Linked DNA regions of Mus musculus: region 1 is linked to region 2. The links are chromatin contacts, found by Hi-C or POLR2A ChIA-PET in ENCODE. All regions are on one chromosome and are shown on one strand. Each heading gives the region's core, a stretch centred on a gene start or an enhancer-like site at or near the end of the contact. The rest is flanking DNA. Distances are from core to core; before and after follow the strand shown.

Region 1 (7,385 bases), core at 1,999-4,498, 42 kb after region 2:
ATCTGCTTTCCCCTATCTTGGTCAAGATAATTTCTACAACTTATCTTGGGTACCAACACCCAGCCGCTCGATAGGCTTTCTAAGCACCTGTGCCTATAGTTCAGTTCAGTATAAACTTTTCCGGCCTGTGAAGTTATGTTTATCATTACTGACAGACCATAAACCCAACACAGGCAGACACTTAGGTATTTCCAACAAGCAGGTACAATGCTTGGCCCAAAGGGTCTGCTAAAGTTAGAATGTAAGGTATTAAAGTTAGAAAGTAAGTCCTTACTGCTGTTCTGAGAGTGTGATCTTAAAGTACTGATTCTTTAAAATCCTCCATTTCAATAATGACTTAAAATTTTAAAGCTATGTAGTGCTAGATTCCAGTAAGAGAAGCAATGAGTTTCAGAAGAACTGGAAAACTATTCCCTACAACATAGGAAAGTTATCAGTATTCAATTTTAGAAGCACACTTCTACCTGTTTCATAGAAATCCAGTGTTACACAGAAGCACTAAGAACAGCTCAATCAGTGGGGTTTCCAGGCTTCAGCTACATTTTGACTAAACGGAGGAAACCAATCTAAGTCTAAACAGCCTCAGTGGCTCTAAAAAATGATATTCAATCAAATTTAAATAAGGTCTGTCAAAGCTGGCTTCTCCCATCTTAATTCTTCTCAAGTGCCAGATTATCAATACCTGGTACCCAAATGGACTAAGTTCTATGAGAGCTAACTTCCCCATCTTTGCAGTGTCTACAGCTGAAGATCAAGGGTCTAACTTTATTTCTAGTTTTTCCTGTTTATCAGTCACACTGCTACCAAATTAATTTTCCTTTGGCCAGTGGTTCAAAATGCTAGATAATTTTGTTGCTCCCTGTAGTTCTGGCAAAATCTCAAGGTATTTCTGATTGTTACAAGTGTGGGGAAAACTTCTAGAATGTGGGAAGGCAGGAATGTAGCTAAACATCCTGTAGGTCACCAAGTAATAAAGGACCAAGTTTTAAAAGGCTTTTGCATGTTTCTTTAGGGATCTAACTTAAAGGGACTCCAGGAAGATTCAGTCACTTGCATGGGTACTTTCATGAACTTTCCAAAAGGTAATGATCCTCCCTTTAAATAAAACAAAACAAAAAACGGCAACTATTATTATCCTAAGAAAACTAGAAAGAAGGCAAATAATGGGGAAGGAAGTGTCCCTCCAAAGGAAGATTCTAGTCAACATGATTGAGGTGTTTTCCTGGGTCCAGATAAATTATATGTCAACAATATAAACAAGAAAGATTGCTGAGCCATGTTTAGAACAAGAGGTGTCTGCTTGGTAGGATGTCAATGTCATTATCAAAAAATGCAGAAGGGTAGAGTTAGAAAATTGTAGGGTAATGAGCTTGTCACTGAAAAGAAAACGGTCTACATTAGATGTGCGTGCATCCACACATGTACACACCCAACATCGAGGAGTCACACCGGCCTATCTTCGCTGACAGAACTTAACTTGGGAACATATATCTGGGATGCTAGGATCTCTCAGGAGCCTTGTGGAAAGATGGTGTGTGGACAGTGACAATTAGGCTGATTTGCAATCAGCGGACTAACTGCCTGAGTCAACACCACCGCAGGGACATCGGTCTATTCTCACCCACCACCGTGGTCCACAGCCAACAAACTCTTGAGTTCTTAAAGACCCGACTTCTCTGGACATTTCTCCATTCTAGCAGATTACTTTCACACCATTTCAAGTGTTCCTTACCTTCTCTTACTTCACCCTGCTATGCTTCTGCAATTTATACCCATTTCTCTCCTAATCTGGAGTCAACCAAGAAAAAAAGAGTTGATCTGTACTCGTAGCTCACTTCCTTGTCATCAAATGGCCATCATTCCCAACCGCGTTAAAAAAAATGGTTAAACCCAAGGTCACTTTTCTGTCTTTATAAGCTCTGTGTCGCATGCACACCAAAACAGAACGAGAACAAAAATGCAGTACAGGAAGAAAGATGTCTTAGCTAGTAGCAGAAACTTAAAAACCCTAATCACAGGAAATTCAGAATGAGTCAACCGTGTGATGCCTAAAGCTAATGTGATCTTAGAAGGCACAAGAGAAACACAATCAAATTCTGGGTCCCCGGAGAGAACTCTGTCCCAAGGATGACATTTTGCAAACTCATCCTTGTCTGTCCCCTGGAACAGCGTGTTTAGAGGTGGCCTCCTGACAGAGGTAGCAAGGCCTTTCTTTCCTTCAATGAAAACAGTTTAAAAAAAAAAATTCATCTGAATTCAAACTGTCCAAACCAGGAGCTAGTGCGATCACCCTACATGCGTCGAGAGAGAAACTACAGCAAGAAAACCCAGGTTTTTTGATCCAGGGTTTTGAAAACACTCATATTCGCCTCATCGAGAGGAAGAAACCACATCGAGTAGCCACTTTAGGTTGGTGAAGAGACAATGCGAGCCTGGCGGCGCCAGCCGTCCACTCCTACACACTCTCCACTCAACCAACTTTGGGAGTCCGTGAGCCGACCTTAGGAAGCGACCCGGGTTCGGGAATCTGTAGAGTTACTGAACTCCGTAGGACCTGCCACCGGTGTGTTTGCTACTCCCCGGCCGAGGGCCCTTCCCAGCTTTCTCACCCTCCCGAGGTGAAGCTCCGATCCTGCAGCGTGTGCACGCACTTCCCTCTCCACACCACCCGGGGAACCACCAGGCTCGCCCCGGCCGCGGCCAGCGGCCCAGCGCCCGGCCTGCTCACCCGCGTGAGACATGGGCTCGGTGGCGTTCCCGTTGCTCTCCAGGTTGTAGACCACCACGGCCGAGGCGTTCCTCCGCGCCGCCGCCAGCACCTTGTCCTTGAAGGTGCAGCCGCCTCGCGCCACCAGCGCCACCCAGGGCGCGTTGCCGAGGGCGCCGGGCGCCACGAAGCGCGTGTCGGGCGCGCAGCCCTCCGCGGGCGCGGGCGCGCGCGGGACGCCCACCAGGCCCTGCCTCTCCTCCCGGAGCGAGCTTTCTCCGAAGCGGCCGCTCTCCGACACGCTCCACACCGTCAGGTTCGACTGCGGGTCCACGTATTCGATGCTCACCATGGCCGAGTACCACTCGAGCGCCCCGCCGCCCACCCCGGGAGTACACAAGGCCAGCGCCAGCACCGCGAGTGCGTCCCGGGCTCCCACGCCGGCCGCGGGCCGCCGCCGCGCCGCCATGGCCGCCCGGCCGGGCTACTGAGGAAGAAGAGCGCGAGTCAGAACGAGGCGACTCACTCCAGGCTGGCCCACAGCTTTGAGGAGACGGCGGCGGCTCGCGAGAGACCGCCGAGCGCGGCGGGGGCGGACCCGCGGCGCACGCGCACCTGGAGGGGCGTGACCGGGGCGTGGCGACGGAAGGGGTGGGGCCCTGCCCGCGGGCGTGAGGAGTGCGCAGGCGCCAGGGTCTGTGCCGCAGGGCTGTGGGCGGCCGAGCTGAAGCTTGCAGATGCTGCAGAGAGTTGTGCAACCCTGCTGCCAGAGTCCCCAAGTCTGGGGAAGTTTGTGCGCTCCGGGTCGGCCAGCGTGGGACTGCGGTTGTGTAAAGTTTCTCAGAGGGTGGAGTTGACTGTGCAAGGCACGCGGCAAAAGCCTGGCTGCCTAAACCACTTAAACAAACAAGCAAACAACAACAAAAACCACTAAGTCAAGTTGTCCAGATGCCTTTTGTTACAAACTCTGTAATATATTAAATTCTTTGTTGCTCTTTTCTCAATGGTTGCCTTCGAGCCCTTTCTTCCTTCTCCTTAGTTTATGTGTGCCTCTGTTTGGACGAAGACGAAGGTGCTACATTAATCAAAAGGGGGGAAAAAGGGGAAAGGATTTGTTTGGAGGTAAATGGTGGCTGATAGATAGTCCTTCGACAACACAGTGGGTGGATACTTTCAGTGTACCATTAAAAGATCCTGAACACACTAAACATAGTTAAATGCAAGTATGGTAACTCTGCTCCGGTAAAATCTTGAGTAGAGCTGAGATTTGAGATGCTCTGGTAGATCAACCCCAGCGAACCTGAAAGGTATTTCCTTTGAAGAATGTGAAGTCTGACTAGACCCGAATAAACACAGGAGATCTCTCCATAACGCTGAGGAGACATCACACCCGAGTTACCAAATATCAAAAGACATTTAAAATACCTCTTCATATATGAGCTACTGAATATCAAAATGTATTTAAACCTAAGAAGTGGACACTTAAGTGATGGACTTAATGCATAGCTATACATTGTTAGGCACTATTCTGAAGACATACACACACAGGCATATACTGTGACAGACCTTCAACTCATCCCTAAGCCTGACTTATATTATCCTTTTTATCTGAGGGGCCTCAGGTCACCTCACAGATCTCTGTTGTATTGGTCAAACCAGTTTCTCCTGAGAACCAGTTCTATAAAGGAACACCAAGTCTTTAATTACACTGGACTTTCAGCAGAGGCCTGCTTCGATTCTGATGGAGCAACTGAACTCATGATTTCAAAACTCACTCACTATGCCGTTGTGCTGCCGCATTTCTGAACCATGTTCCCTGTGAGGCTTGCTCATGTTGTTTCCCCCTCTTTACTCAGTGTGAGCAAATGCCAAAAGTCCCCTTTGTGTGGCAATAAACTGTGTGATTCGTGAAATCATCGTCAGTCTCTTTATTTCTACCAAACAAACCACTAAGGAGCTGGAAATGAAGTTCAGGGCTTTGATTTCTGATTGACTCACTAGTCTTCCTTCTTTGTGCAAGAGTTTATAATTACAGGAAGTAGTTTGTTGGGGCCCAGACCAATATGTTTTAGGTTAGACCTGGTTCTTTTTATCTTTTGGATTGCATCTGTGGTATGAGACACAGCCTGAGTTCCAGCTAGGAGTAGCTTTAAAGTTAAACCTCTTCTCCCACTCCCATTACTAAAATAATGTATTTATTTTTATTTTATGTATGTGAGTGTTTTGCCTGCATATATATCTATTCACCATGTATGTTTTATGTCCCTTGACTAGCCCTGGAACTGGAGTTATAGACTATTGCCAGCCACTATATGGGTGCTCAGAATCAAACCTAGGTTCTTAACCACTGACCCATCGCCCCAGCCCCAGGAAAGCATGTTTTAAAGGCCAATAGGATTTCCAGGTTAAGGCCTTTCCCATGTTTTAGACCCAGAACAAGATGGTGTGTTTCAGCCTGAGGAACACTCCCGAGAACCCCTGGCGCTGTGCTTCAGCAATGCAAAGGCTTTTAGTTCCCAGAACACAGCGCTGTGGTTTCTTGCTGTCTGACACATTATTTCCTTCTTCCTGAAATGACCTCTTCCTTCTGCCTCTTGTTCGGGCAAACACTACATTGGTTTTGAAATTTTAACCCTTCAGCTGTTTCTTCTGTAAAACCTGTCTTGGCTGACCATGGGCTAACAAAAGCTCGGTTTCCCATGTCACTTGTGCATAATATGTATGCACATTAATTTCATGCTACCAATACTGATTTCGGAATAAGGTTTGGGGCCTTCATAAGGGCCAGGATTTCTTGCTTGCTCTCTTCGAGTGCCAGCTTCAACTAGCAGTATGTTGGGAGCATGCAGATGTAAGTTTACTCTGACCAGTGGGGAACGGGGGCTTCCAAGTTCTAGGCTAGTGAGTGTGAATCTCCATGTGATAGCTGGAGTGGGATGCAAACCTGCAGAGTTTCTAAATCCCAGTCCCTCCAATGATGTGTTTATAAAAAGATAAAGAGAAGATGGGATATGTTCTATGGGAGTATGTGGTGAGGTGTGGGGGAAGGGGGTGTCTCTGCAGGCCCATGCCAAGGCAACCCTTCCCCCTGAGGGACCAGCCACATGATGGTATAGTATAGAATAGATAGAATAGAGTGTATTCAGGGCATGGGGAGGGGAGTTAAGAGGGTAGTAGAGGCAGAGAAAGGCAGAGAGGGGGGGGGAGAGAGAGAGAGAGAGAGAGAGGCAGGCCATGAGCACATGGAGAGAGAGAAGGGGGAAGGGAATGGGGAAGGGGCAGAGCAGGAGCAAGAAAGCAAGAGAACAAAAGAGCAAGAGAGGGGGAAGGGGCAAGTAGCCCCTTTTATAGTGGGTCAGGCCTACCTGGCTGTTGCTAGGTAACTGTTGGGTGGAGGTTAGACGGAATGCAAACACTTGTCATATGAATAAAGCAGATTTTTACTATTCCATGGTACAGAACTCATGATTAATTAAACACTCACTCAAAGAAGTCCAATGGACTAATGAGGCAGCCCTTAATGCTTTTGAACTCTTGGGTCCTGCACAACTTCTTGGTTTTTACTCGTTCTTTTCTTTCCCTTACTCTCCTTCTCTTCTCTTCTCTTCTCTTCTCTTCTCTTCTCTTCTCTTCTCTTCTCTTCTCTTCTCTTCTCTTTTCTTCTCTCCCTGCCACCATTGGCAGAGTTTCTCATCATAGCCCAGGCTGTCCTAGAACTTACTCTGAAGACCAGGCTGGCCTTGAACTCATAGAGATCTGTCTGTCTCTGCCTCCCAAGTGCTGGGATTAGAGGCATTCGCCACTACCCATGTAGTTGGGTTCTTACTTTTTGATCATCAAACCAAGCCCCAGCTGGCTTTCCCTGCTGTTAGGTGCTGCCTCGGACTCACACTTCCAAGACTTTCTCGTATCCTGACTTCACCACTCCAATTCTCCTTCTGTGGAAGAGCTGACCAGGCTTATCCTCAACCCTTATTTTTGGAAGGGAAAGAACAGAGAGATCCTTGCCTTTTAGTACAGGAGTATTCAAATAGTTCTCAGAGTAGAGAAGCTAACGGAATGAAGCTGTCTACACTCCTAACTTAGGTTCAAGAATGACCAGAGTGTGGCTGGCAATTTTAGGTTGACATGTACTTCCTTTTTCTTGTTACATCACTCTGAAGGACACACCAAACATCACATAATTTTTTATAATAATTTTAATACTTACTCATGAGTATTACTTTTTGTTAAGTTGATTGGTTTTAGAATCACCATGTAAACACACCCCTGGGTATGCCTGTGACGTGTTTCCAGAAAGGTTTATCTGAAGATAGAGGTTTAACTGAATGTGAGTGGTACCATCCCAAAATGAATTAAAAAGTAAGAAAGCAAGCAGAACAATAAAGTGAACTTTCTCTGCTTCCAGTCTGCAGAGATGGTGGGACTAGCTGCCCCATACAGCTAACATTATTACTTCCCATATATATACAACAGAGTGGACCCTCAACTGTGAGCAACGGAAGCCCTTCATGCTCTAAGTAGCCCTCATCTGTGTTAGGATATAGAGACTCCTCTAGGCTCCTCCCGGGGACCTAGCAATAGCTGCTGCCAAGTGCAGTGGCATCAGATAAAAGACTGTTCCCATCAGTTCTCTCTCTCTCTCTCTCTCTCTCTCTCTCTCTCTCTTCTCTCTTCT
Region 2 (6,869 bases), core at 2,180-4,679:
GGGCCGGCAGAGGCTCCCCCTTTCCCATACCTGATCATACCTCCATAGAACATGTTCCTTCTCAGTGGATGCTCACAGTCAGCTATGGGACAGAACACAGGGCCCCCAGTGTTCTAGTGTAGGAGCTAGAGAAAGTACCCAAGAGCTGAAGGGGTCTGCAACCCTATAGGTGGAACAACAATATGAACTAACCAGTACCCCCAGAGCTCATGTTTCTGGCTGCATATGTAGCAGAAGATGGCCTAGTTGGCCATCATTGGGAAGAATGGCCCCTTGGTTTAACAAACTTTATATGCTCCAGGACAGGGGAAAGCCAGGGCCAAGAACTGGGAGTGAGTGGGTAGGGGAGCCAGGCAGGGGTAGGGTATTGGGGACTTTTGTCCCTGTCTTTCCTGGGACGATATAAACAATTATCTATTCACCCCTGGCAGGGCACCAAAACTAGACCTCACGTTTACTTACCTCGGTGAATCAGTGAGTTCAGTTGGGTGGATACTTACAGGAGCGTGAGCAGGGGTTACCCACAGGAGTATAGACAACTCACGGGCGTTGGCACCACTTCAGTCTCTAACCCAACAACCAATAACTGCTCTTCATCCTGGGAGGAGCAGGGCCTTGTGTGTCGAGTGCAGCACTTCACAAGCCCACGCACGAGCCCACTCTCCTTCCACAGTGAATGTTAGTGGGTCTGATCTTCTGAGGGTCTCGTGTGGGTAATCCCAGCAACAACCATGTGGTGCCCAGAGCACAGCCTTCTGTAGCAGGAGGCCACAGAGAAACTTAGAGGAGACATGACTGAATGAAGAGAAGAAATAAGGAAAGGATGTGACTGCTCCTCAGTATGGAGGGGGAGAAAGTAGATAAAAGGGAGAGTGTTAGCATTTTGTCTAAGCTCTGCCCCATAGTTACCTGGCAACAGCCAGGTGTGCCTGACTCACTATAAAAGGGGCTGCTTGCCCCTCCTCTCTCTCTCTTGCCCTCTTGCTCTTGCTTTCCTGCTTTTCATTCCTGCTCTCTCCCCATTTCCTTTCCCCCTCTTTCTCCATGTGCTCATGGCTTGCCTCTCCTCCTCCTCCTCCTCCTCCTCTTCCTTTCCTCTCCTCTCCTCTCCTCTCCCCTCCTCTCCCCTCCTCTCCCCTCCTCTCCCCTCCTCTCCCCTCCTCTCCCCTTCCCTCCCCTCTCCTCTCCTCTCCGCTCCTCTTTTCTCCCCTCCTCTCCGCTCCTCTTTTCTCCGCTCATCTCCTCTCTCCTCTCCCCCTTTCTCTGCCTCTGCTACCCTCTTGACCCCTCTCCCCATGCCCTGAATAAACTCTATTCTATACTATCCCGTGTGTGGCTGGTCCCATAGAACATATTTCCCCTGTCTTTGTCTTTTTATAAATACATCAGAGAGTGTGGGTAAAGGCAGGACCATCCAGAGTGGACATGACTAGACCAAGCTGGACCATGTGGGGAGAAGGGGGGGACCATGTACAGCTGTCAGGAGTCCAAAGGTACAAAAGGAACTGGGACTCTGGGTTTAGGGCTGGAGAGATGTCTCAGTGGTTAAGAGCACTGACTGCTCTTCCAGAGGTCCCGAGTTCAATTCCCAGTGACCACATGGTGGCTCACAACCATTTGTAATGAGATCTGATGCCCTCTTCTAGTGTGTCTGAAGACAGCGACAGTGTACTCATATACATAAAAATAAATAAATCCTTTTAAAAGAAAAAGTCTGGGTTCTATAGGGAAGATCCTGTAGTGGAAGGGTAGCCCACCCTCTAGGCTGCAGAGTTCAGGGTAGAGAGAGGGGTGTGCCAGCCATAGCCTGTCAGGTAGGAACTGGGGGTGGCTGGGAAAAAAACAGGCTGCCGGGTTAGCTTTGATATGTTAATATGCATCTCAGCAGGGAGTCCCAGTTCGAAACTTAATAACAATTAAGGAAAGGTGCAGCTATAAGCCAAGGGATACCAGGGTCTTTGGATATCACTGGAAGCTAGAACAAGACTTGGAAGAATTCTCCCCTTGATGCTTCAAAGGTGAATGGCAGAATTGATATAACCCATTCCAGACGTTCAGCCTCAGGAAGGGAGAGGAAGTGGGTTCTACAGTGAAAATGAACTCAGTTTGTGGTAATGGCAGAGAAACCCTAGAAACAAGCCCAGTGGAAACAGGGAAGACGCTCTTGGTATTAATCTTAGTGGAAATCAGCTCTATTGGCGGGTAACGTGCTGTGCTCAAATACCTTAAAACATCTCGAAACACCCATACTGTACTAACATTTAAGTTATCAACTAACAATAAGTTATGACAATAACTAGCATGAGTGGGTTTTAGTATGATTAGTTGTCATAGAGCATCCAATGTAAAAAGGCTCAAAGAGAACATAGTTGACTAATTAGTAGTAGTAGTAGTAGTAGTAGTAGTAGTAGTAGTAGTAGTAGTAGAAGAGGTAATTTGAATCATTTGCCCCGTTTGGCAAGCTATATTTTCTGCTGATTGCAATGTTCATTGGCAGAACCCCTCCACAGGTTTAACAGTAAACTAAAGAGGCCTTTAAAATATGCGCCATACCCATCACCTGTTCCTGAAGATTTCCTTGAGAACTTCAGCGGTAAATAGAAAACTTTCAGCTGCCGAAGAGTTTTAGCACAGGGTAGCTAGCAGGTGACGCTGATGACAGTCGCTCGGTTTCTGTAACTCTAGAGTGGATACTAGTCACCACCGGAGCATAGGGGTGGGGAGCGGGCAGCGGTGCCTTTGAAACAGATCACAGGGGACCAGGTCCAGGAGGCTGGTATGTAAAGAAATTTCCAGGGTTTTCCAGTGTTCAGCCAAGGCGTCCAGAAAAAGTGCCCTAGGGCAGGCTAAGGAAAAAGAAGCACTGCAAACGATTTTGTAAACGAATATTTCTCGAGACAGTTTTCTCAGATTTTTTTTTTTCTTTCTTTTTAGACCAGGCTGGCCTCGAACTCACAGGGGTTCGTCTGCCTCTGCCTCCCTGGTGCCGGCCTCGCCTAGATTTTTGTTCACATAACCAAACGTTTATGTGCGGTACGACCCCATCTCTGAGAATACGAGCAAGGCTCGAAATTTAAACTGTTTCTGAGAATCCTGTTTTCATTGGTATTTACAAGAAATGAGCCGTCAAGGATGCTCTATCAGACCAGTTAGCATCTAAGACCTAGTTTCCAAATTATAACTTAGGCAATATTGACTGGGCAGGTTTGGCGCCACCCTGTCACCCAAGGATCGCTTCTGAGGGCTTTAAGGGCAATTAACGGCGGTCTCTACATCACTCAGGCAGGGAAGGACCACTCGGACAGCTCAGAGACCACGCGGCCCCGCCCTCCACGGCGCCCCGCCCCCTTCCGGACACGGCGCCCCGCCCACTCGCGTCTCCGGAACCTCCGCTCGGCCAGCGTCGTCGGTCTGTCGGCCCTGTGTCTCCGTTCCGCTCGTCTGACTTAGGCACTGTTTTTGTTTGCGACGCTGTCGCGGAAGGGTGCGCTTTACGGCCGCGGGAGGACGCAGCGAGTCGGCGCCTTGGGCCTCTCGGCCGGGAAGCGGGGTAGGCGGGCGAGGTTGATGCCCGGCGGCGGGGCGAGCACGGCGTCTGGCCGGCTTCTCTCCTCAGCGGATCCCAGAGGGGCGCGGGAGGCAGCGGCGTTCCGGAGCGGCCCGGCGGGCTCGAGCGGAGGCCGAGGCGGAGCAGGCGGCCCTGGGCCAGGGATTGGAGGCCCCGCGGGCAGGATGAGCCTGACCCCGAAGGAGCTCTCGAGCCTGCTGAGCATCATCTCGGAGGAGGCGGGCGGCGGCAGCACCTTCGAGGGCCTGTCCACCGCCTTCCACCACTACTTCAGCAAGGCCGACCACTTCCGCCTGGGCTCGGTGCTGGTGATGCTGCTGCAGCAGCCGGACCTGCTGCCTAGCGCGGCGCAGCGCCTCACGGCGCTCTACCTGCTCTGGGAGATGTACCGCACCGAGCCGCTCGCCGCCAACCCGTTCGCGGCCAGCTTCGCGCACCTGCTCAACCCGGCGCCGCCCGCCCGCGGCGGCCAGGAGCCCGACCGGCCCCCGCTCTCAGGTACGTCCCGCAGCCAGCCGTGCGGGCGCAGCCAGCTGTTCTGGGGTGGGGGTGGGAGGGGGGTCGTCAGCTAGGGACATTCAGCCTCCTTGGAGGGGATCGACCCTCCCTCCTTTTCCATACTTTCTTTCCCTAAAATAGGGGAGAGATAGAAGTTGCAAGTTTTGTTTTTTTGGTTTTTTTTTTTTTTCAAATTCACTACACTCCAGATGATCCCTCCCAATCGAAAAAGCCAACACATCGTACAAGCCCACAAACGGGCTGGACATATTTTAGTATGCCAGATACGGTTCATTCTTGATTGTAAGGTCCTGAGGTATGCGAAGTTACAGCCAATGGCACTGAGTTTACCCCCTTTTTAAGCCTCCGAGTAAAGAAGTCGGTATTAAGAACCTGAGGTTGAAGTCCACATCACCACAATATCTAAAGTCTTTGCAGCCAACTCCTTGGTTAGCTGTAATGTCGCGTGAGGAGAGGATGAAGTCGTTTCTAATTAACCATTCAAAGATGCATGTGTCCTGGGCAGTATTGTGGAATGTTTGCTTTTGCAGCATTGCTAAGATCAGGCATAGATTACACCTGAGGATGCGCCCCTAAATTTGGTGCTGTGGATGGAACCCAGGGTCACTTCCTCTATACCATGAGCCTCGTCCAGGACTCTGGGACAGCTGTACCACTCACAGGCTGACATACATGTACATATGTACATATATATAGATATAGAGATAGAGATAGAGATATAGATATACACACACATATACATATATATATAATTTTTAAAGTATGTTTAAATTTGTAGGAATCTAAGTATTTGATAACAAAAAGTTCTCAACAGCTATTAAAACCTTACGTTTCATTGACATTTCCATAGATCACAGAATCTCAAGCGATATATTTGTTTATGGATTACTATGTGTACTAAGTGTGAATATTCAATCAGCTGGAACTCAGTTACATTTAGATCATAAGAATAGCTCCACGTGGCAAGTAGCAAAGTTTCCAGTTAACTTTTAAAGTTAAATTTTAAAACTTTACCAGTACCCATTGGCGAGAAACCGGCATGCATTCTTATTTGCAGGGTTCCTGCCTCCTATAACTCCACCAGAAAAGTTTTTCCTCTCCCAGCTCATGCTGGCACCCCCAAGGGAACTGTTCAAAAAGACACCTCGCCAGATTGCCTTGATGGACGTTGGAAACATGGGACAGTCTGTGGACATTAGCGGCCTTCAGTTAGCCCTGGCAGGTGAGGGAGGGCCAGTGATTGGGACATTCTTGTCGGTTCTTGAGATCCCCTGCTTAAAATCAACAAGTTTTTTCTTTTAAATTTACATTTCTGCTGTTTTTGTTTGATCCTCTCCCATCCTGCCCTGCCCTGTCCTTTCCCTGTCTCCCTGTCTGCCACCCCCTCTTTTGTTTGTTTGTTTTGAGACCAGGTTTCTTTGTGTAGCCTTGGCTGTCCTGGAAGAGCTGGGTAGAGCATGCTGGCCTCTAACTGAGCTCTTACTGGCTGACTCTGAGTACTCAGGCACGCAGCCCCAGGCCAGGCCCGCTCCAGTCCCCATCCCAGATCACACCCTTGTACCCCAGCACCTCCTCCACTCTCTTTTCTGTTTCCTTATTCTGTGCTTCTGATTGACACCCAGCCTGGTCTCTGCCCCGCACCTCCCTCCCTGCCATCCACCTCACTCCATGTTCTCTTTTGGAGTTATTTTAATATTATTATTGTTTGGTTTATAGGGATTAAAGATATTTACTTTGAACTCCTGATCTGTTCACGATGTTCTCAATTTTAAAATGTTCTGTGCCACCCTGCCCCTCCCCCTGCCCCCCAGGCTGGCCTTGGGTTCTTGACTCTCGTCTCCGCCTTCCAGGTGCTGGCATTACAAGGTCTAGCTTAAATGCTTTGAATGCTTCTTGTCTGAATCTGTTCCAGAGCGTCAGTCTGAGCTGCCAACCCAGAGCAAAGCCAGCTTCCCAAGCATCCTCAGTGACCCAGACCCGGACTCGTCCAACTCTGGATTTGACAGCTCAGTTGCCTCTCGGATCACAGAGTCTTTAGTCAGTGGCCCAAAGCCACCTATTGAAAGTAGGTATATGGGGCTTAGTTCATGTTCTCAGGGTTGTACTCTAGCAGCACTCGGGAATTCTACGTTTCTTACAGTACCTGATGACAGACTAACTGCCTTGCTGTCTAGAATATAGCAGACACAGACACCAGCTAGTTATACACTAGGATGTTTATTGCTTATTTGATGTACACCCCCCCACACACACACACACACATGCCTGCAGATAAAAATTCAGGTTTTACCAAAATGACTGTGTTTGTTTTAATGAGATAGTCTCATGTAGCGCAGAGTAGTCTAGAAATTTCCTGTGTAGCTGAGGATGACCTTAGAGTCCTGGTCATCCTCGGCTGAGAGTAGGATCCATAATCCAGCCACCCACCTCTGTCCTCTGTGGGAAGTGCTCTCTGGAAGGCTAGTGATGGACTGGGTAAGATCTGCTCTCAGGACAGAGAGAACTTCCTGCTGTACACCAGAGGCAGCGGAGAGGAGTGGGAGCTCGTGTGTCCCAGTTTAGTGGAAATTACTAAGTTTTCATCTCCTGGGCTTTTGTGGGGCTTAGCAGGCAGGTGGAGCCCACAGCTGGATAGACAGCTGGGTGTCTGTCTTGTTAAGTACTGAGATATAAAGTATACGTTGTCTTTCTTGAGAGTGGTCATTTGGGCATAGCACTGTGGGTCACTGGAGTTAGGGTGCAAGTGTTTATACAAGAACATAATAAGCCACTGGGGGCAAGC

The links. Hi-C counts contacts between places; a loop is a spot of excess contacts on that map. ChIA-PET counts read pairs that join two places held with the same protein, here RNA polymerase II (POLR2A).
Region 1: a loop to region 2 is called in a map of heart, with 7 times the contacts of the local background. The contact joins the promoter of Rnf149 here to the promoter of Cnot11 in region 2. A Hi-C loop is called at or near these places in 8 of 37 maps with a recorded cell type or tissue (T-helper 17 cell, T-helper 2 cell, heart and 1 more). POLR2A ChIA-PET finds 5 or more read pairs at or near these places in 4 of 5 experiments (Patski and embryonic stem cell).

What each region holds. Positions count from the first base shown.
Region 1 is chr1:39,574,099-39,581,483 of GRCm38, forward strand. It overlaps Rnf149 (ring finger protein 149), which reads right to left and starts at 3,249. Exons shown (of 7, transcript NM_001033135.3): 1 at 2,729-3,249. The coding sequence starts at 3,176.
Region 2 is chr1:39,532,272-39,539,140 of GRCm38, forward strand. Cnot11 (CCR4-NOT transcription complex, subunit 11) reads left to right here and starts at 3,430. Exons shown (of 7, transcript NM_028043.3): 1 at 3,430-4,066; 2 at 5,145-5,309; 3 at 6,000-6,152. The coding sequence starts at 3,568.